Linked DNA regions of Homo sapiens: regions 1, 2, 3, 5, 6 and 7 are each linked to region 4. The links are chromatin contacts, found by Hi-C or POLR2A ChIA-PET in ENCODE. All regions are on one chromosome and are shown on one strand. Each heading gives the region's core, a stretch centred on a gene start or an enhancer-like site at or near the end of the contact. The rest is flanking DNA. Distances are from core to core; before and after follow the strand shown.

Region 1 (2,700 bases), core at 185-2,684, 150 kb after region 4:
GGCTCTGTGCGCGCCCCCGAGATGCCGGCCTCCCCTAGTCAACCAGGTGGCCGTGTGCAGCCCCGGGTGTGCTCCGCGGGTACCAGCCCGGGCCGCTCGCCCCTCGCGGCCGACAGCACGCGGTGCGCGGCATCTGGAACGTGGGAGCTTCTGGTTCCCAGTCCCGGAGACCAGCGCCCCCTCCCCGCCAGGGATTTTTTCTGCTCCGCGAGGCGCGCTCCGGGGCGGGGGCCGAGAGCAGCCCCGCCCGGGCCGGCCTGCTAGGGCGGCGAGTCTGCCGGGAGCGCGCCGCCCCCACCCAGGCGCCCCGATGGGTTTTTCCATGACTGCATCCGGCCTCGGGCCGCCTTTGTTCCCGCCGTCCCCGGCCTGCCCGCGAAGCGGCCCGCCTCTCCCTGCGCGCCTGGGATTTTCCAGGGCTCAATTGGAGCACTGGCGAGCCGCCTCCCCGCCCCCAGCCTCCCCTGCCCCGGCTGCCCCCGAGTCCTGTTTCAGGGATCCTAGCCCTCTCTCCAGACGCGCTGCTCTGTCCACTGTCCCCGCCTCCAGGACCTGCGTCCTCCCAGCCCCACATTTGTGCGCAAAGTTGACGGTCACCGGGCCCGCGCGCTTCGGCATCTCGCGAAGGCGCTGCCCGCGCCCTGAGTCCTTCCCTGGGGCTGTACGTTGGAAAGGACAGAGGTCTCCTCTGCTTCGCAGTTGCAAAAGGCTTCACGTTTTCACCAAGGGGCAGATGGGGCAGTAGGGGCCCTGGGAGGCCTGGTCCACCAAGGAGGGGGAACCCGCGCGCGCGCGCGCACGCACGTGGCCCGGCGCGCCCGGGAGACCTCCGTGTGATCACCGCGCGCAGCAGCTCCCGGGCGGAAACACCTCCCCCCTCCACGGGAAAGTGGGCTCAACCGGGGGCGGAAAGCGACACGGCTGGGGGACGACTACGTGCTCCCTTAACCCCCTTCCCGCTGTCAGTAAGGAAGTGGAGATAAACCGAAGAGAGGCCTTGGAGAAAGGAGCAGGGCGGGGTGAGGGAGTTGTGGGGGGATTATTTGAGAGTGAGGTCAAGCTCAAGAGCCCCAGGACCCTCTCAGATCCCCCGTGCCCGTGGGAACTGCGCGTCCGCCACCGATCCTGCCCGCGCCGGGTTGAGTTCAGTTTGTGTCTCCGCGCGCTGCGACTTTGCGCGCCTGGGGGCCTCCCAGCTATTGCCTGGCTATGCTGGCGGGAAAAGTGTAAGAAACGCTGTTTGCCCTGCAGGAGAAGCCAGATACGCATGGGGTGCTTCAGGCTGGGGAAAGGTGCCTGCCTCTGTGGGGTTTTTGGAATCCCAGGTGGCGCCCTTCCTACAGCCCGGCAGAAGGCAGCCATGCCTTCAGGTGGGGAAAGATCTGGAGGTGCGGGTGGGAGGAGGACGAAGCAGGAGGGACACCCGGATCCGCAAAGGGTCAGAGACCCAGAGCTGTCTTGCTGTGCCAAGTGAGAGGGAATGCCCCGTCGGCAGCTTTGAGCGCCAGCTCCCTGGCCTAACCAGTCATGAGGGAACGGGCAGGCTGCTCTGGAAGGGCCCTTCCTCCAGGTGTCCTCTTGATCAGCTTTGCCTGCTCTTTAAGGTGTCCCTGTGTCTCGGCCGCCTCCCCTCTCGACCCTCTTTTTTGCTCTCAGAGGCAGCACACCAGTCCCCATCCCCAACCATCCCAGGATGAGAATGTCTTGGTCCTGGCCGGGCGCGGTGGCTCACGCCTGTAATCCCAGTACTTTGGGAGGCCGAGACGGGCGGACCACGAGGTCAGGAGTTGGAGACCAGTCTGGCCAACATAGTGAAACCCCGTCTTTACTAAAAATGCAAAAAATTAGCCGGGTGTGGTGGTGTGCGCCTGTAATCCCAGCTACTCGGGAGGCTGAGGCAGGAGAATCGCGTGAACCCGGGAGGCAGAGGTTACAGTGAGCCGAGATCGTGCCATTGCACTCCACCCTGGGTGACAGTGCGAGACTCCGTCTCTAAATAAATAAAATAGGGCCAGGCGCGGTGGCTCACGCCTGTAATCCCAGCACTTTGGGAGGCCGAGGCGGGCAGATCACCTGAGGTTGGGAGTTCAAGACTAGCCTGACCAACATGGAGAAACCCCGTTTCTACTAAAAATACAAAATTAGCCGGGTGTGGTGGCACATGCTTGTAATCCCAGCTACTTGGCAGGAGAATCGCTTGAACCCTGGAGGCAGAGGTTGCAGTGAGCCGAGATCGCGCCATTGCACTCCAACCTGGGCAACAAGAGCGAAACTCCCTCTAAAAAAAAAATTAATTAATTAAAGGAATTAAAAAAAATAAAGCCTTGATCCCACACCTGGGTTCCCTGCTGCTCACAGGATAACTCAGATGCCCTTTGCCCTTGTAGAATTGGTGGGAGATTCCAGGAGCAGAGGCACAGCCCCTGGCTGGGGCCCAGCCCTGCCATAAGGGGAACTTTAACCGAGATACCTGCTTCCCTCCTCCATCAGTCCCCTCAACGCCATAGCAACAGAGGCCTTCAAGGTGCACAACTCCTCACCTAGTATGCTAACTGATATTGACTAGACCGATCAGACAAGCAGGCCCTCCTTAGACTCACCTAAAAATATTGGGGTGAGCAGGATGCCATCCAGTTCCCAAAATGATAGCACTCTGGCATCTCCTTTCTTCTTCCCTCACCTTGCACAGAGGAGTAAGTC
Region 2 (2,989 bases), core at 160-2,659, 220 kb after region 4:
CAAAGTGCTGGGATTACAGGCTTGAGCCACCGTGCCCGGCTAATTTTTTGTATTTTTACTAGAGATGGGGTTTCACCGTGTTAGCCAGTGTGGTCTCAATCTCCTGACCTCGTGATCTGCCCGCCTCGGCCTCTCAAAGTGCTGGGATTACAGGCGTGAGCCACTGCGCCCGGCCTAAAGCCCTCTTTTCTATAGGATCCCATCTAATCTTCACAGCAATTTGGGAGATAGGCCCTTATTATATTAGTCTTACAACTGCAGGAGCCACGTGGGAAGGAAGGGGATTGCCCCAGGTCACACGGCTCCTCCCTGGGCCAGCCCTCTGCCATGATTTTTGCCGCAAATCATGAGCTCTTACTCCCACGCCGCCCTGTTCCCTGCACTACCGGACCCTTGGTGGCCATCTAGGGGATGGAAGTAGCTGTCCCTTGCGGATGATGACCCCTGTGCCGGACTGGGGATGGGGCTGCATGAGGCATGGTTTAGAGTCACCAGCATTCAAAGGGGCAGAATCTGAGTCCAACTTCATTCCAGGCTGGGGACACCTGGGGAGGCGGGAACCAGCTGTGTGAGGAACAGAGCCTCCAGAAAGGTGGGGTTGGAGTGGGACGTGCCTGGGCAGGCAAGTGGGGACAAAGAGGGCGCCGGCACACCTGGCGGCCAGGCAGCCCGCGCCCGCCAGCACAGATTCAAAGTGGAGCCGAGGCTGTGATTGGCGGCCCAGCCCAAGCCCCACCCCTTCTCTCACCTCCCAGGCCGCTGGGAAAGACGCAGGGAATGGAGAAGGCCCCTCATCCCGCCTTTAACCACGCAGCAGTGGCCTGGCTGGTAGTGAACTGCTAACAACCTCTCCTGCTCCAAACCCTGCCGGGCCCCCGCTTGGCATTCTGGCGCCGCCTTCGGTCCCAGTGACTCCTGGAGCTGCTGGGGCTCCGGCCATCGAATCACCCCTCCCTGAGCCGTCTTTCAGCCTGCGGCCTCCTCCACTAACTGGTCTTACCCCAACCCGCCCTCTCCAATGTCCCCTGTTCTCTGAGCGCTCTCCCAGTCCAGCCACCAGCCACGGCCAGGCCCAGGACGGAGTCGCTTTCTGGGCCCCGTCCCGTGCCCATCGGGCTTTTCCCCCACAGCGGTGGCCCAGCCCCTGCTTGGACCCCGGGGACTCCGAGCGCAGCTGGGCCGGGGGTGGCAGCGGGGGAGGCCGGTGCACAGGTTGCCGGACCGCGGCGGGGGCAGGCGGCGGAGGCTGGGCGGGAACCCGACTCTGGGCCCGCGCCCCGCCCCGGCGCAGATGGCGGCGGCGCGGGCTGGTCCCGGGCCGCCGCTGGGGGCTCGGGTTTCGGCCGAGAGGGGCGGGGCGAGCGCCTGGGGGCCCCGGGGAGGCTGCGGCCCAATCACTGCCCGGCCCGGACGCTGCCCCCGACCCCGGCCTCCAATCACTGCCTGGCCGGACCGCCCCCGCTCCGCTGCGTCCTTTGTTCCCGCTCCCCTCTGCCTTCCCGGGCGCCCCGCTCCGGCCCTGCGGCTTCCGGCCCGCGCGGACCCTGCCGTGTGGACGCGTGTGGGCTGCGCCCGCCCCGGGCGCACTCCGGGCCCCAACGCCAGGCACAGGCCCGCTTGTGGCTGGGCACGCTCGTGTGCCCTTGGCGGCCCCGGGCGCTTCGGAGGGCCTGGCCAAAGCTCCCAGAAGAGCCCTTTGGAGGGACTGAACTTTGACCAGGGGCAGAGGGCAACGGAGGAATCCAGGACCCGGGCAGTGTCCAGCCCGGGCCCCACCTTCCCTTCCCGGGCTGCGGCTCTCCTCACTCTCAGCCTCCTTGCTTTGCCCACGCTGCTGCCATGGCCTAACTTCTTTTCACGTACATTCCAGCCTTCCTTCCAGACCCGTTTTGGGGGTGCATCGTCTGTGACGCCACCCCCACCCCGGTAGTGGTCCCTTTTTGGTCTGGGTCTGAGGCCTCCCCAGCAGAGAGCCCCAGCGCCCGGCAGGGCTCACTTACAGTGCTGCAAGGGGCCCTCAACAAGCCTTGGTCCCCAAGCTTCCGCGGGCACCCCAGGCCTGATCTTGGTTCCGTGTGAGGCTGCGTGGAGGCTCTGTCACTCACTGAATCGGAGCCGCGGTGTTCTCAGCGGTGAAATGGGCACGATAATAGTTAACGGGGTCAACTCTGTTTCCCAGGTCAGGACTGTCGTAAGGATTAAAAGAGCTGGCCGGGCGCGGTGACTCACGCCTGTAATCCCAGCACTTTGGGAGGCTGAGGCGGGCGGGTCACGAGGTCAGGAGATCAAGACCCTCCTGGCCAACGTAGTGAAACCTAGTCTCTACTAAAAATGCTAAATTAGCTGGGCGTGGTGGCGTGCACCTGTAGTCCCAGCTACTGGAGAGGCTCAGGCAGGAGAATCGCTTGAACCAGGGAGTTGGAGGTTGCAGTGAGCAGAGATCGCGCCACTGCACTCCATCCTGGCGACAGAGCAAGACTCAGTCTCAAAAACAAAACAAAACAAAAAAACCCTAAAATCTGTGAAGAGCAGAATACCCAGCTAGGAGCCATGGTGCCTACAGAGGCCCCACCCCTGCCTCTTCCTAATCCCCAGGTCCAGGGGACACTCCTGCTCTCTGTCTCCCTCCTGGAGTCCCCTCCCTGGACCTCTGCACCTTCTGCTCAGGACCCCACCCTCAGCCCCTTCTCCCCTTATTCTCTCCACCTTCTGCCAGGCCAGCCAATCTCAGACCTCCTTGCCCTGGCCCCACCTCTCTTCTGGGTCCTCTGGAGATATCCCTCAAACACCTCCAACCAGTTTTTCTCAAATTCAACGTCCTCAGCAGCAACCCACTGGCCACATGTGTTTCTATTTCTGTGGAGGACTCACCATCCTCACCACTGCCCACCCTAGAGACCCGAGTGTCCTCGTCACCCTAGTGGCACCCCACCGTATGCTGGGGCCAAGCCTGTGCTCTCAGGCCTAGCCTACCCTGTTCTCCCAGGGG
Region 3 (2,919 bases), core at 7-2,506, 200 kb after region 4:
GATCCCTGCCCTCTGCCTTCTACTTTGACCCCATTCTGACCTGCAAAAATGCCGTTCCTCATAATCCTCAAATGAGCTGCGGAAACTTGAAAGGTAATTGTGACCTGCGAATGTGCTACTGACTACTGAGACCCTGTAGGAAAAAATAAAGGGAGGGAGGAATACGGATACTTTTCCTTCCAACCCCATGACCTGATCACAAGAGTTATGTGCATTCTGGATCCCAAGTCACCAGATAACTAACATTCTAACCTTTGAACGTGGTCTCTCAACTGGCCGGGACCTAGCTCTCCCCAGAGACCGTGAGAAACTGGCAGTTGACCGGCTCCTCTGAGCCTGCTGAGTTTTTTTCTATTTGCCCAACCACAGCTCTGCCAGAGAAGCAAAAACTGCTCCAGTATGTATGTAAACCATGAACCAAACTTCCTAATGCACGGAAGAGCGCTGGCAGGAACCATGCCACTGAATCAGACAGTGGCTGTACTGGAAGGTGGAAAAGACTATTCGTCCTTTCGCGTCCTTTAAGTACTTCTGTACTTATCTCTGTGTGTCAGTTCTTCCACGTGGACCTGGTTATGAAAGTTAATGCACTTAAAACAGGGCCTGGCATACTGCAAACGGAAGGTGAACACTACCATTCTTTCTTTCAAAAATTTCTACTGGCCGGGCGCGGTGGCTCACACCTGTAATCTCAGCACTTTTGGAGGCTGAGGCGGGCAGATCACGAGGTCAATATATCGAGACCATCCTGGCCAACATGGTGAAACCCCTTCTCTACTAAAAATACAAAAATTAACTGGGCGTGGTGGTGGGCGCCTGTAGTCCCAGCTCATAGGGAGACTGACGCAGAATTGCTTGAAAGCGGGAGGCGGAAGTTGCAGTGAGCTGAGATCGCGCCACTGAACTCCAGCCTGGGCAACGACAGCGAAACTCCGTCTCAAAAACAAACTTCTACCAAGAACTTGTATTAGTTTTATGGCTAAGGTTTGCTTTTAAACATTTTCTTGATCATTGTTTTACAGGAACATCTCTTTAATGGAAATTTTTAAACTTATTTTTGCCTCCCCCAAATCCATAACCCCAATTTGAAGTAGAAAGTTGCAAACTATGGGGATGAATTTGCGGAAGGGTATGTCTTTTCTTTTTCTATGAACAACTCAGAATCACATCTCAAAAGGTGTAGGCACTTTCAAGAACGCTTCATCCGCCCGCTTTAAGCACGCGCACCGACGAAAGAGTTTGGGGAGCGAGCGCCTCGGGCTTCCCCGGAGGGGAATTTTCACCCCCGCCAGAGGAAGAGGGCCCAGCTGCGCCATTAGCGCGTGCGAGGGAAAATGGAGGCTCCTGGTCCCACCCGCGCACCGGCGCCTGCGCCCTGGGCGCCCACCCCGGCCCGCGAGGCGGCCACGGCCGGAGAGAGAGGGCAAGGGAACCAGTGCCGTGTCGCGCCCCACCCTGCGCCCGAGCGCAGTGCCGGCGAGCCCGGCTCCGGCCCTTGAGAGTCCGCTCCAGGCCGCTCCACACCACGAGCCGCTCCGCAAGTTTGCAGCGCTCCGTGCTTTCCCTCCAGCCCTTTGTGTTCTAGCGCGCGTCGGAAGGAACGCGGGAACGCGCGCCGTGCTGTGCGCCTGCGCAAGGGTTCAGGCGGTGCGCCAAGCCTGGAGTCAAGAGTGGGCGAGGCTCTCGGCCGCTCCGCCCCGGGCCGCCTTCGCTCCGCCCCTCGCCCGCCATTTCGTGCTCCGCCGCGTCTCCCGCGTCTGGGGCGCGGCTTCCGCGTGATGGACGCCCGGAAGCCGGCACAACAAATGCCCAAGCGCCAGGGCTTCGCTGTCTGCAGGTCCTTCCGCTGCCCGCGGAGCGAAGATGGCGCCTAGAGCTTGCAGCGTTGCCCAAATATGGGGGGAATTAGGCGCCTCTACCTCCTCAAGAAGGGTCTGCCGGCTGACCTCGGGGGTGTGCACGTCCTTCTGTGTGCAGAACCCTGGGGCGTGCGCCTTTCTGTATGTGCACAACCTCGGAAGTGTGCGCATACCCTTGCTTACACTCCCTAGCACGCACACCAAAACTCTGGCATGCACGAACCCGCGGGTTTCCATGTTTTCGTATGTGCACGACCTCGAGGATGTACTTGGACCCGAGAATGTCCGCATTTGTGTTTGCACAGGTCCGGGTGTGCACGGACACGTGCATTCAGGAATGTAGTGGTTCACAGAAGCCGCTGTTTGCGCGGCCCGGGGATGTACGTGGACCCTCGAGTGCTAGCCCCGCCTCCGCTGTCTGTGGCCCGCGAACACGATCTTGTTTCCGGCCTGTTTTGGATTCATTTGCACTTGCCCAGTTTACATGCAAAGCATAATCTGCCGACCACCCCAAGCAATTTTTAATCTTTCCTTCGTTCTTTCTTCACTGATTTTTTGGCTCCTGCCCTGGACCCAACTTTGCACTTGGGCGCACACGGTGATAGTGACGCAGAGCATGAAGCCAGTGGGAGAAACGCCTAGAAATAGGCAGTTAGGACAACCTGAGACCACTGTGAAGGAGGCGCTTGGCTTGTCAATGACAGGGGAAGCGGCCTGGAGGAAGCCGTGAGCCGAGACCAGGGCATGGGGTAGAGGGAATAGGGTAATGGGCCCAGGACTGTTTGGGGAGGCATTCAGTCTCATTTGAGAGGATGGTGGGTGGAAGCAGAGGAGGCAGGTCATGGAGAGGAGTGTGTGGGGAAGGGACCTGTTGGTGAGGCTCGGGGGGCAGAAGACTTGGGCAGGCGTCTGAAGTGAGAGCTCGCATGGACTGGCCTCCCTAGGGAGCAGTGGGGAGAAGCAGCTGGGGCCTGGGGGTAGAGCCCGTGTGCCCACTGTTGACACCTTCGCGGGCTACTGCTCCTCGTGGCTTCTGTATGGAGCACAGGCCTCTTTCCGG
Region 4 (2,803 bases), core at 184-2,683:
ATGTCAATGAAGAGCTTGTGAAACACTCAACCACTACAATAAGACATACCTGAATAAAATCTTATTTTTGCCACAGATATCCAATTTCATGTCTTAACTCTCCATTTTGTAGTTTTAACATAATTCTGCATTAAGTTGGATAAAATTACCTCTTCTCCACTGCTATCATCTTCTTCATCTTCTGACATTTCCTCATCTTCACTATCTTCTTCTACCTCCTTTGGAGGAGGAGCCATTTTCTTGGGGTCACCTTGATTTTTACCTGCCTAAAATGGACACAAATAGATCATTACACCTCCACCTCGACATTTCAGGCCATTCATATTTTGCCATTAGTGTTCATACGCCATCATCTCCGTCCTCAGATCCATTTCTCATAGTGCCAAACACCACAACTAACATAGAAACTACTCCTGATGGCAATGCAAGAGGGACTACTCTCAACCGCCCACATTTTTCCTCCCAGGCTTTACCAACAGAAAACCTGCCCTAAGGTAAAAAGTCAACCTGAGGAAATGATTTCTCCTCCCGTTACCTTAGTTAAGCACAACCGTGTTTTAATACTACAAATCCCGGTACTTTATTCTACCACCCTCATCTGAATCCAAATTAACGGTGAAGATCATTAAGGCACTTAAAAAAATGACTACCTTGATTTTCTCATGAAGCTTATGCCTTTCCCAGCGAGACAACCCCGCCCCTTAAAGAGGCGGCGCGGCCACGTGGGGGTACCTGGTAGGCCACCACGTGCCCGAAACACAGCGCAAAAGGCACGCGGCAGAGCCACCTTCCGGGGCCCACCACGTGTCGGCTTGCCAGGCCGGGGCGGAGACATCCGAGCGCAGCCGGGACTCCGACTAGGGCCGATACCGCCATTTCCCGGCCCAAGGCACCCGGTCCCTCTGGAGATTCCAGGACCCACGCGGCGCGGCCCACGTGGCAGGCCGCGCTCCCGGGCACGTGCGTCAGGAGTCGAGTCCCAGCTCGTACGCGTCGCAAAAGTTTGGTCTCATCTCTCCACCCCGAGGCCCAGCGCCCCCTCCCCGCGCTCAGTGACTCTGTCTTTCCCGCCGCGTTCGCCGCCCCCAGCACCTGCAGAAGCTCTTCACCTCGCCACCAAGTAGCCAGAAGCCGCGAGACCTCCCCACTAATCGCGCGAGACTTCCCGCAGCATGGCGCCCTAGAACGCGCCCGGGACTGCGCGCAGGCCCTCCTCCCCGCGGCGCCGCGCTCGCCCCTCGGAAAGCAGGCCTACACGTCTGCGCTCGCGCTCAAGGCCGTTTACCTTCGCGAGCTTCACCATGATGGCGGCGGAGTGTGAAGCGGACAAGTGGCGCAGATGAGTCCAGAAGAAGCCAAGCGACGGCGATGGCGGCCGCGGGTGCTGAAGATCCCGGAGCACGTACACCCGAAGGCCAGCGAGAGCTCGAGACTGAGGCGAAAGACTGAGCCTGCCCAGTAATCGCCTGTGGAAAGGCGACGACGGCGCCCTCGTGACTCCGCGCCGACCAACCAAAGCTCGCGGCCGTCCCCATGAGCCAATCGCGAGCCTCTAACCGTGAACGGCGCGGGGCGGGGAGTAGGCGGGCCGAGGCGGCCACGGGAGGGGGAGGGGCTGGCAACGGCGCCGTGGGGGCGGGGCTCGCTTTGTGCAAGGTCCGCGCTGATTGGGCCGTGGGCGCGCGGGTCCCGGCCTGCGTCGTGGGACTGGCGTTTTTGGCGCCGGCTGTGAGGGGAGCGCGGGGGTGGTGGAATCGGGCGGTCTCCGGTTCGCCAATGTGGCTGGGTCCGTAGGCTTGGGCAGCCTTGGAGTTCCTCAGAGACCCCGCGCTCGGTCCCGGCACGCACTCACGCCGCGGCTCCTGGTGGCCCTGGAGCGAGGAGTCCGCCAGCACCGGAAGTTCAGGGACCGCGGAGTTCCCGTTGGCCCTTTTGGAGGCACAGCTTATCCCTGCTTGCCCGCGAGCATGGGGCCGGAGGCACCCCCCGGCTGCAGGCAGTCTCCTGAGAGCTGTTAATAAAGGCAGTCGCGGGTCTGTGCGAGGTTTTCTGTGAGAAATGCACGAACCTCCCCTACCCCACAGAACCTCAAGCGGGAGATATTTCTCGACATGGGGAACGGCCTCGGAGAAGTAACTTTCTGGCCTCACAGGGCAGGGAGAGGGGCCTGGGAGGGCCGACCGCAGAGCCGGGCCTTTGACCGCCCACAGGTTCCCTGGTTATTATTTGGGTCGAATGCGCCAATTAAGGTGGTGGCTGCGAAGTCAGTGTCACCAGATGGCCCGGGAGCAGGTCGAGAGCCACCGGCAGGGTTCCCCGGCGGCAGGGCGAAGGAGGCCGCCAGTGACTTCCACGGTTAGCTTTGTGGGTGGGTCTCACTCGATGCCGGGCTTAGCAAACCAGAGCATTTCCCTCCGTCCAGGGCCTGCCGGGGATCCATCCCATCCATAGGTCCAGCTATGGATCCATCCATACCTCATTGTTCCTACAGAACCAGGATATCTGCAGCTACGGCTGTACTTGTTAAAAATCACCTCAGGCCGGGCGCGGTGGCTCAGATCCGCAATCCCAGCATTTTGGGAGGCCGAGGCGCATGAACCGGGGAGGCGGAGGTTGCAGTGAGCCGAGATCGCCCACTGCACTCCAGCCTGGGCGACAGAGCGAGACTCCGTCTCAGAAAGAAAAGCATTTGTTAAGGCCGGGTGCGATGGCTCATGCCTGTAATCCCAGTACTTTGGGAGGCTGATGCAGGAGGATCGCTTGAGTCCAGGAACTTGAGACCGGCCTGGGTAATATAATGCGA
Region 5 (2,700 bases), core at 149-2,648, 240 kb before region 4:
AATTGCTGGGATTACAGGCGTGAGCCACCACACTGGCCTGAAAGGTACACTTTAAATAGGTGAATTATACAGTACGTGAATAAAGCTATTACCAAAATACTAAGGAAAAGTTTAAGACAAATTAAGGGAAAAGAAACATGTTAAGTAACTGTCTTCAGTCATGCAGCCAGACGTGTGGGAACTGAGATTTGAACCCAGGCAGTCTGGCTCCAGAGTCTGTGGTCTTAGCAATACTGTGCTATGCTGTTTTCACCTCAATATCAATTTCCTTAGGATAAAGCTTTGAATTGAAGTTAGAGTTGAATTATGTATAAAATCAGATTTGCATTTTTAGTTGGCTTGGTAGCAGTGGGGAAGGCCTTTGGAAGGGGATAGGAAGGGGATAGGAGGCTGTTGAAATAGTGCAAGACTTGAATTCAGACAGTGATAATTGAAATGGGGAGAAGAGGACTTGCCTTCTTCTGAAATGGGAGTGGGTCAGGCCAGTATGGAGAAGTTGCTTAGCTATTTACAGCAACAGTTGGAGCTGGCCCTCCCGGCTCCGAGAATTCTGTTTCATCATGCTGAGGTGCTTTCTCACATTGGCCACAGGATGTCCGATACCCCAAGTACCGTTCCCTGAATGCCTGTTTTCCTGAACTTCTTTTTCATCCCAGAAGGAGAATGGACAAAGTAACAAAGGTAAATCATCTAGATTTAAATTTGTCTAAGAACAACTTTGCCAGTTCAGGTTTGAAGTAGTAAGATCGGTGCAAAGATGGAGAGAATTCATGATTTTGGCTTTAAGAGTCTAAATATTTATGAAAGGCTTTGCAGTCATAGTGACCTGCAGTTCCTTGAGGCCCATTTTCGGGAGGGCTGGTATTGTTAGCTTCGTCTTGCATGTCAGGTAGCTAAGCCTTGGAGAAATGAAGAGAATCCAATAACATCCCAAAGGGAGGTAACTGCAGCAGCAGCACATTTTCCCTAGAAGGTGTAGGGCAGCATGGGTAAGGATAGAGTTCTTTTAATTTAATTTATTTTAATTATTTTAATATTTAACTTTTACCTTGAACTAGTCAACTGGGGTCTTCGAAGACATATGGAGTACCCATTCTTATCAAGCATTTTCCATTCCCAAGTAGGAATTCCAGTCTTCAGTTTGTAGCATGAAGTGTTATTTTTCCATGGTCAATTGTTTTTACCAGAACTGTTCACTTTTGAGTAAGGTGAGAAAAAGTGTAGTTAATATGAAGTTGGTGGCCCCAGTTGGGGCGCTGTACCTCAGTTTTGCCTTTGATACTACGTTTTGACAGCTGCTTAAATGATGATGCTGGAAAGGGCCTGTGATGCATGTCATCCCTCTGGTGAGTATTGATGGCATAACCCTCAGTTCCCAGTAGGTGGAGTGTGACTACAGGAGATCTTGTTCCATGCGCCAGCACATTTGCCCTTTCAAAGCAGAGTCATGCCAGAGAGGATTTCAGAACTCCCTGCCATTGCTTTTTCCTGTTTCTTTTTAGGGAGTGAAACTCTTTTAAAGAAAGGAAGCATTAATTAGTAAATTATTTAGCTGTTTGCTCACCAGGGAGTTGGCAGATAAGCAATGGGGTTTGTCAACCTCAGGGAGAGCTTGGGTTTGGGTTTGTCACTCAAGATGGCTTTGGCAGCGTCAGCCTTTGAGAAGGCTTCGGATGCTTGGTTTTGCTCTTGGTAGCCTCAAGCATCCCCAGCTCAGCTGTTCTAAGTGTGTGACTGGTTCTGCCAGCCATGCTGACCCTTCTGTCGCTCAGAGGGGACAGGCCCTGCTGGCCCTTCATGGAGGAGCAGGGCTACAGATACGGCCCCATGGGATCAACCTGGACTGCTCCAAGGGTCGCAGGAGCACCCTGAGTCTTGGAGCTCCCCAAGGTTGCCCTACCCCCAGTACAGTATGTGGAGGAAGACTCCCAGCCTGCATCCTCAGCTCTGCAGGCCCGCTCTCTCAGTGCTAGCCTAGGCCCAGGCCTGGCCACGGTGCGTCCCGGGCCAGTTTGCTCACATCCAACACAGCTGGCATCTTCAACTGGACTGGGACTTTGGATCTTGCCCTGCAGCTCCTGGAAATACACCTCAGCCCACTGTTCCATTGCTGCCTGACAGACCATCCCGACTTGGTGGCACAAAACAATGACATTCACTTATAATGGTGATGATGAGCCTGCATGGTCTGGGAGCTGTGGGCTCAGTTAAGCTGTTCTCCCTCAGCGTGTCTCTCAGGTGCAGTCAGGCGGAGCGGCCTGGGGCCAACTCCAAGGCACTCACACGCAGAGTGGTGGTCGGTGCTGGCTGTCACGTGGGGTCTCAGCAGAGGCCCTTGACGAGAACACCTGCGTGGCCTTGTGGTCTGGGCTTCCTCCAGGCATGTTGCCTGGTTTCCAAGGGTGAATGTCCCCAGAGAGAGCCAGGAGGAAGCTGTATCACTTTTTCTAACCTAGCCTCTGAAGTCAGTCAGTCATTTCTGCTGCATTCTGTTTCTTGCAAGTGAATTCCTAAGGCCCCCTCACCTTCAGAGAAAGGAAATTACATTCCTCTTCTTGATGGGAAGGAGGGTGTGTCAAAGACTACAGGCATTTTAAAACCACCACCATACCCTGCATCTCTGGACCCTAGAGAACTGCCTTAGTTGTTAGTTGAATCTGCCAGGTCGCTGTTCTGAACTAGCCTTTGGACCCCCAGGCA
Region 6 (2,831 bases), core at 253-2,752, 180 kb after region 4:
TCACCATATTGGTCAGGCTGGTCTCGAACTCCTGACCTCAGGTGATCCACCCGCCTCAGAATCCCAAAGTGTTGGGATTACAGGTGTGAGCCACCACGCCCGGCCTTGAGGGTAATTCTTTTTTTTTTGCTCGAGACAGAGTTTCGCTCTTGTTGCCCAGACTGGAGTGCAATGGCGCCATCTCAGCTCACTGCAACGTCTGCCTCCCAGGCTCAGGTGATTCTTGTGCCCCACCCAGCCTCCCACCTCCCAAGTACCTGGGATTACAGGCATGCACCACCACGCCCCGGCAATTTTTTTTTTTTTTTTTTTTTTTTTTTTTTTTTTTTTTTTTTTTTTTTTTTGTGAGACAGAGTCTCTCTCTGTCGCCCAGGCTGGAATGCAATGGCTAACTGCAAGCTCCGCCTCCCGGGTTCACGCATTCTCCTGCCTCAGCCTCCTGAGTAGCTGGGACTACAGGCGCCCGCCACCACGCCCGGCTAATTTTTTGTATTTTTAGTAGAGACGGGGTTTCACCGTGTTAACCAGGATGGTCTCGATCTCCTGACCTCGTGATCTGCCCACCTCGGCCTCCCAAAGTGCTGGGATTACAGGCGTGAGCCACCGCGCCCGGCAGCCTTCTCATTCTTCTTGCAGGAATCTTTTAAATTCGTTATTTGGAACCAGCACAAAGTGTCTTGGTACCAAGTGTAGTGATCACTCAAGACAAAAATGAAATAGACTGGAAATGTGGCAAGGCCAACTTGTATGTTCCAAAAACAGGTTCTGAAAGGAATTTTTGTTTTTCGAGACAGGGTCTCACTGTCGCCCAGGCTGGGGTGCAGTGGTGCAATCACAGCTCACTGCATCCTCGACCTCTGGACTTTAGTGACTCTCCCACCTACAGCTTCGTGCCACCACGCCAAGCTAATTTTTTTATTTTTTGTAGAGACGGGGGTCTTCCTATGTTCCCCAGGCTGGTCTTGAACTCCTGGCCTCCAGTGATCCTCCCGCCTCGGCCACCCAAGGTACTGGGATTACAGGCGTGACTCACTGTGCTCAGCCCTGAAAAGAATATTTTTTAAAACAAGTTTAAAAATAAAATATTTTGAACAGTGAAAGCAACATCTTTGAAATAATCACAACTTTCTAGGATTATTCCTTTGAAGTTCTGTTCTATTTTGATTTTTAAAAGATCTCTCTCAAGACTGTAGAGGTGCAAACAGGTTCAGGAAGAGCAGCTGACCCCCTCCTGCAGCACAGGAGGAAGGAGACAGAGCAGATCCGGGGCTGCAGCGGCTTCCCGAGGGTCCCCGCGGCCGCATCCTGCGGAGGGGTTCCAGTGTTTCTGTTTATATCTGTGTGTGGGTGTGTCTCCCTCTGGGTTGTGCACTAGCAGGCTCTGGGCGTGTCCCATCTAACAGCAGCTCATCCAGGAGGTGTTTCATCGCTGCAGGGAAATTCCAGAGGGCAGCTCCTGCCACAACTGCGGTGAGACATAATTTCCTTGGGAGGAAACCAGTTCTCAGCAGCCAGAAATGAAACAGTTTCCACTCTGGGAGGGCGCAGGAGGGTGTGGCTGCAGGCGGGGCAGAGCTACCCGCCTGGAGAGCCTGCTGGCCGGCCTGGCTCCCTGAAGCCTCCAGTCACAGTTTAAATTTAGACCTTCTATTCTGGTCCGTGCTGCTCACGCCTCACCCCGTGGCCACCGGTCAGCCAGTTTCCCCGAGCACAAGTGTGCTCCGGAGGGACAGAACACGTAGGAGGTAAACGGTGTCCTGACCTTCGTTCTGTGGTGGTGTGGAATTGTGAAGTGGAATGGAAGAAAGACCAAGGCCAGAAAAATCCTCCACCCTAACAAATTTCAGAACCAGGGACCCCATGTGCACGCGCCCCACTAACTTCACAGACAGAAACATGCTTGTCCTACAGCCGTTTGTGGAGAGTCAGCCACGTGAACCACCAAGACTCGGTCCCCCTTCACGGTCTGGTGGAAATTCAGACAAGAAGAGGGCTGATTAGTGAGCAGGAAGAGAGTGCATGTTCAGGGCAACTTGAATCTATGCCTTGAGGCAGGGGCCAGGGCGGGGAGGGAGTAGGCCAAGGGCTGTGAATCCCAGCACTTTCAGAGGCCGAGGCGAGAAGCTTGCTCAAGCCCAGGAGTTCGAGGCCAACCTAGGCAACATAGTGAGACCCAATCTCACAAAAAATACAAAAATTAGCCAGGTGTGGTGGCACACACCTGTGGTCCCATCTACTGCAGATGCTGAGGTGGGAGAATCGCTTGAGCCTGGGATCATGTGCCCCACTCACTTCACAGACAGAAATAGGCTCGTCCTGCTGCAGTGAGCTGAGATTGCACCACTGCACTCCAGCCTGGGTGACAGAGCAAGACCCTGTCTCAATCTATATATATAAACAAAGTTAGCAAAATCTATGAGAATTAAGGCCTGCTTTACCCTAAAAATTCTTTTTTAAAAATCATACACGCTGGGCGCAGTGGCTCACCCGTGTAATCCGAGCACTTTGGGAGGCCAAGGCAGGTGGATTGCTTGAGTCCAGGAGTTGGAGAGGAGCCTGGGCAATATGGTGAAACCCCGTCTCTAACAAAAAAAATACAAAAAATAGCTGGGCGTGGTGGTCTGCGCCTGTAGTCCCAGCAACTCCGGAGGCTGAGATAGGAGGATCCCTTGAGCCTGGGAGGTGGAGGTTGCAGTGAACGGAGATCATGCCACTGCACTGCAGCCTGGGTGACAGGGTGAGACCATGTCTCAGAAAAAAAAAAAAAAAAGAAAAAAAATCATATAACCATAATTCCTATAATTTCCACTTCATTCTGTTCCCTGCCCAAA
Region 7 (2,836 bases), core at 19-2,518, 140 kb before region 4:
CAGATGATTCTGTACTTTCATAATATACACTGTTATGGTTTTTAATTTTACATAAGTGGCTAGTATTATATGAATTGTTTACTGGCTTGCTTTTTTCATTCAACATTATGTGTTAGAGGTTTACTCATCCCAATACCCAGTTCACCCACTTAGCTGCTGTATGTAGTATTTCATTGTCAGAATAAGCCCCTGTGTGTTTCTCCTTCCTTTCCTGTGTTTTCCACAGTGCAGCAAAGAGCTTCTTCATCCTCGTGTCCTTATATGCCCTTGAGTGCTTCTCTGCAGCTCACACCTAGATGTTGAATTGCTGATGCAGGGGGATGAGGGTCTCATCTTTACTAAATCCTGCCAAATTGCTCCCCAAAGGGCTGACCCATTTGCACATTCACATGATGCCTTTTAAAACACTTTCTTGCTCCCCATCACTTGGCACAATCTCAAGTTGCTAACGGTAGTATTCAAAGCCTCACTCATTAAGACCCTGTCTACCTTTATATTTTTATTTATATTTGTTTTTTCATCTGTAAAAATAGGGATAAATCATCATGACAGAGATGTGAACAGCAAGTTCATCTGTGGCCCCTCATGGACAAAAAAAAAAAAAAAAGATAGTGTCCTTTCCTTCCTTTTCTTCCGTATAGTGTCCACTCGCTGGTCTTTCTTCTGGAGCTATATAGAATAAGCCTAATCCAGAAAAGGCAGTGGCAGGGGGTGGCATTAAAGCCAAGGCTGGGACCTGTCTTAATCCCTGGTAGGCATCTTATTGGCAGGTGAGCTGATGGTCACAGCTCACTGAGGTATTGGATCACATCCTTGTCTTGTATCATGTGTGCATTTGATCAGCATGCTCTTCCTGTCCTTATTCCAAGTCCAAGGCAACAGGGAACAGGTGGGGCCAAGCATGGAAGCCTCTCTATACCTGCCAGAGACCCACAAAAATGATAGATGCATGGTTAATACTTGCTGAATGTCGAGTCAGTGACTGGCAGAATCTGAACACCAAGAAAGGGTTCAGAAGCTAACTCCCTGTGTTTGAGTCCTGCCTGACAACTTACCAGCTGTGTGTGGCTTTGGGCAAGCTGGTGAACCTCACCAAGCCTCAGTGTTCTCATCTGTAAAGCGAGAATATTAATACCCTTTTCATCAGGTGCTTGTGAGGATCAAATGAAACAATCCATGTCAAGTGCCAGGCAGACTCAATGCCTGTCAGCTGTTTTTAACGCCGCCCTTGCGATCTAGAGACAGACTGGCCTGACTGGTCTAGAGGCAAGCCGAAGTCTGCTGGAGTGGAGGTTCCTCATGTGCTGCCTGGCCAGAATTAGAGAGAGCCAAGGCCAGGGCTGGCCCGGATGGAGCGGGGATGGAAAGCAGCTGGCAGAGAAGTAGAGCACCCTCAGTGGGGAAAGGAGGGGTGGGAGGAGGCTGGTCCCAGGCCACACTTTGGGTAGCAGCAGCCTGGGAGTTTTTCCTGAGGTTTTTTCTGTGAAACTTTAAGATTCATCTAAACAGTATTTCAGAACATAGACATTATATTGAATAATAGTTTTTTTTGTCTTTATGACATTCCTGCTGGCATGTAAGAAAATCCCTTCATTGGGTCAGGAGTGTGTCCAGTCCTGGAGTGGTGGTTTCTTCTTAACTAGCCCATCTTCACTTGCTCCAGGTTGGGGCGGGGACATACCCTGCCTTGGTCCCTAGGTCTTTTGTTCCCCTTTGCCCGTTGTGTCCTGAGCACACTCTTAGGATCCTGTTTGGAAGGGGCCCTGATTTCGGTTACCCTCTTCCTCTTCTCCATGTGAAGCGCGGTGTCTGTGGTACTGCTGGGGCACTGGGTCCCTCTCCCTCTAACCTCATGGAAGCTTTCTGCTCTTTCACTTCCTGTCCCACTGAGCCTCCAGGTCTTCTCTTATTGGGTGTATTAAATATTGCGATAAGCCCTGCTTTTCCTAGGGCGACTTTGCCATCATCTCCACATTTCTTGCTGTTTTTGCTTAGAGTACAGAAAAAGTTTAAGCAAGTAAACTGAGCGGCGAAAGCAAGAGACTGGGAGAATTAGGGAAGTAAAGGTTGTTTGGGTTCTCCGGTTTCTGTCATATCCTTATTTAATGAACTGGTCTGGTTGTGAAACCAACTGTCATACCCTGGGCTGCATTTTTGTGAATGGGGAAATGAATGTAGAGGGAGACTTCTCCGCGTCGCGGGGAGCCCTCAAGGATCCCGGACGTGCTTCCATCTGCAGTCGTGGGCACGTGCTCAGGAGGAAAGCTGCACACGTGGCCAGGGCCCATTCCACTGGGGAAGTCAGCGCCTCACGCTGCCTGGCCTGGTCACCTCAGTCCACCCTCGCTCTCCCATGTGGAGTGTTTTTCCCTTATTTTCACAAAGAGTGAGATTTACAATTCAGCGTTCTGAGAAGGTGTCTCAAATTTAAACTACTTATAGAAGTCTTATAATTATTTCAAGTGGAAAGCACACCGGATACTTTCACTTGTCATGTGTAAAACCGCCTGAACACATTCTGCTCTGCATTCTATCTGTAAGAATCTGAGTTTTCAAATGCATTTAGTGGTCACCCTTAGTTTTGTTTTCAGGCCAGTTGCTTAGAATCTGGTTTGTCTGGAGTATTATGTATCGAAAGCCTCCAGTTAAGCATCTTGTAATGTCATAAGGTCACCAAGCTGCCATGGGGAAGCTTCGCATTAGGACATCTAAATTCATCTCAGCTCGAGCGCCTTTTTTATGAGGCATTCTTAATTTCTTGAAGTAATCAGTTATCACTGAGCTCTAACATTAGTAATCTGATGCATTCTGCTCTGGTACATAAAGACCAGTAATT

The links. Hi-C counts contacts between places; a loop is a spot of excess contacts on that map. ChIA-PET counts read pairs that join two places held with the same protein, here RNA polymerase II (POLR2A). Pooled maps may share reads with other maps.
Region 1: a pooled map shows a loop between it and region 4 (11-fold over the local background). The contact joins the enhancer-like site here to the promoter of NCL in region 4. A Hi-C loop is called at or near these places in 8 of 168 maps with a recorded cell type or tissue (B cell, CD4-positive, alpha-beta T cell, CD4-positive, alpha-beta memory T cell and 4 more), 14 of 37 single-sample maps with no recorded cell type and 21 of 50 pooled maps. POLR2A ChIA-PET finds 5 or more read pairs at or near these places in 36 of 52 experiments (A549, AG04449, AG04450 and 26 more).
Region 2: a loop to region 4 is called in a map of OCI-LY7, with 2.4 times the contacts of the local background. The contact joins the enhancer-like site here to the promoter of NCL in region 4. A Hi-C loop is called at or near these places in 3 of 168 maps with a recorded cell type or tissue (B cell, OCI-LY7 and vagina), 12 of 37 single-sample maps with no recorded cell type and 8 of 50 pooled maps. POLR2A ChIA-PET finds 5 or more read pairs at or near these places in 16 of 52 experiments (A549, B cell, CD4-positive, alpha-beta T cell and 12 more).
Region 3: a loop to region 4 is called in a map of CD8-positive, alpha-beta T cell, with 28 times the contacts of the local background. The contact joins the enhancer-like site here to the promoter of NCL in region 4. A Hi-C loop is called at or near these places in 9 of 168 maps with a recorded cell type or tissue (B cell, CD4-positive, alpha-beta T cell, CD4-positive, alpha-beta memory T cell and 5 more), 21 of 37 single-sample maps with no recorded cell type and 18 of 50 pooled maps. POLR2A ChIA-PET finds 5 or more read pairs at or near these places in 27 of 52 experiments (A549, AG04449, B cell and 21 more).
Region 5: a pooled map shows a loop between it and region 4 (6-fold over the local background). The contact joins the enhancer-like site here to the promoter of NCL in region 4. A Hi-C loop is called at or near these places in 59 of 168 maps with a recorded cell type or tissue (A673, B cell, CD14-positive monocyte and 39 more), 35 of 37 single-sample maps with no recorded cell type and 46 of 50 pooled maps. POLR2A ChIA-PET finds 5 or more read pairs at or near these places in 20 of 52 experiments (AG04450, BJ, Caco-2 and 14 more).
Region 6: a pooled map shows a loop between it and region 4 (6-fold over the local background). The contact joins the enhancer-like site here to the promoter of NCL in region 4. A Hi-C loop is called at or near these places in 5 of 50 pooled maps. POLR2A ChIA-PET finds 5 or more read pairs at or near these places in 12 of 52 experiments (AG04450, HEK293, HEK293T and 9 more).
Region 7: a loop to region 4 is called in a pooled map, with 2.6 times the contacts of the local background. The contact joins the enhancer-like site here to the promoter of NCL in region 4. A Hi-C loop is called at or near these places in 2 of 50 pooled maps. POLR2A ChIA-PET finds 5 or more read pairs at or near these places in 8 of 52 experiments (AG04449, H1, OCI-LY7 and 3 more).

Annotation. Positions count from the first base shown.
Region 1 is chr2:231,614,035-231,616,734 of GRCh38, forward strand. No RefSeq gene overlaps it. Among named protein-coding and RNA genes, the nearest start is that of TEX44, 23 kb to the left of the region's middle. RefSeq lists enhancers at 1-337, 338-983, 704-998, 935-1,014 and a silencer at 155-534. Within about 2 kb of position 1,435, at least 16 of the 41 ENCODE cell types and tissues checked have a DNase peak (open chromatin) inside an H3K27ac peak, as active enhancers do; they include ascending aorta and sigmoid colon, where a contact is called at or near this core.
Region 2 is chr2:231,679,770-231,682,758 of GRCh38, forward strand. No RefSeq gene overlaps it. Among named protein-coding and RNA genes, the nearest start is that of PTMA, 27 kb to the right of the region's middle. RefSeq lists enhancers at 158-237, 201-993, 398-487, 558-637, 1,787-2,578 and a silencer at 1,028-1,747. Within about 2 kb of position 1,410, at least 27 of the 41 ENCODE cell types and tissues checked have a DNase peak (open chromatin) inside an H3K27ac peak, as active enhancers do; they include B cell, HCT116, OCI-LY7 and 1 more, where a contact is called at or near this core.
Region 3 is chr2:231,660,760-231,663,678 of GRCh38, forward strand. No RefSeq gene overlaps it. Among named protein-coding and RNA genes, the nearest start is that of PTMA, 46 kb to the right of the region's middle. RefSeq lists a silencer at 1,246-1,445 and enhancers at 1,559-1,853, 1,786-2,919. Within about 2 kb of position 1,257, at least 35 of the 41 ENCODE cell types and tissues checked have a DNase peak (open chromatin) inside an H3K27ac peak, as active enhancers do; they include B cell, CD4-positive, alpha-beta T cell, CD8-positive, alpha-beta T cell and 4 more, where a contact is called at or near this core.
Region 4 is chr2:231,463,051-231,465,853 of GRCh38, forward strand. NCL (nucleolin) reads right to left here and starts at 1,434. Exons shown (of 14, transcript NM_005381.3): 1 at 1,286-1,434; 2 at 150-266. The coding sequence starts at 1,303. RefSeq lists enhancers at 502-1,173, 1,079-1,128, 1,174-1,843, 1,189-1,378, 1,889-1,988 and silencers at 693-1,062, 1,409-1,758.
Region 5 is chr2:231,226,118-231,228,817 of GRCh38, forward strand. It overlaps ARMC9 (armadillo repeat containing 9), which reads left to right. Exons shown (of 25, transcript NM_001352754.2): 7 at 657-681. Among named protein-coding and RNA genes, the nearest start is that of ARMC9, 29 kb to the left of the region's middle. RefSeq lists an enhancer at 2,267-2,336. Within about 2 kb of position 1,399, at least 7 of the 41 ENCODE cell types and tissues checked have a DNase peak (open chromatin) inside an H3K27ac peak, as active enhancers do; they include GM12878, OCI-LY7, adrenal gland and 2 more, where a contact is called at or near this core.
Region 6 is chr2:231,641,394-231,644,224 of GRCh38, forward strand. No RefSeq gene overlaps it. Among named protein-coding and RNA genes, the nearest start is that of TEX44, 50 kb to the left of the region's middle. RefSeq lists enhancers at 1,659-1,718, 1,759-1,828, 2,009-2,148. Within about 2 kb of position 1,503, at least 32 of the 41 ENCODE cell types and tissues checked have a DNase peak (open chromatin) inside an H3K27ac peak, as active enhancers do; they include PC-9 and endothelial cell of umbilical vein, where a contact is called at or near this core.
Region 7 is chr2:231,319,968-231,322,803 of GRCh38, forward strand. All of the region lies in intron 19 of ARMC9 (armadillo repeat containing 9), which reads left to right. Among named protein-coding and RNA genes, the nearest start is that of MIR4777, 41 kb to the right of the region's middle. Within about 2 kb of position 1,269, at least 13 of the 41 ENCODE cell types and tissues checked have a DNase peak (open chromatin) inside an H3K27ac peak, as active enhancers do.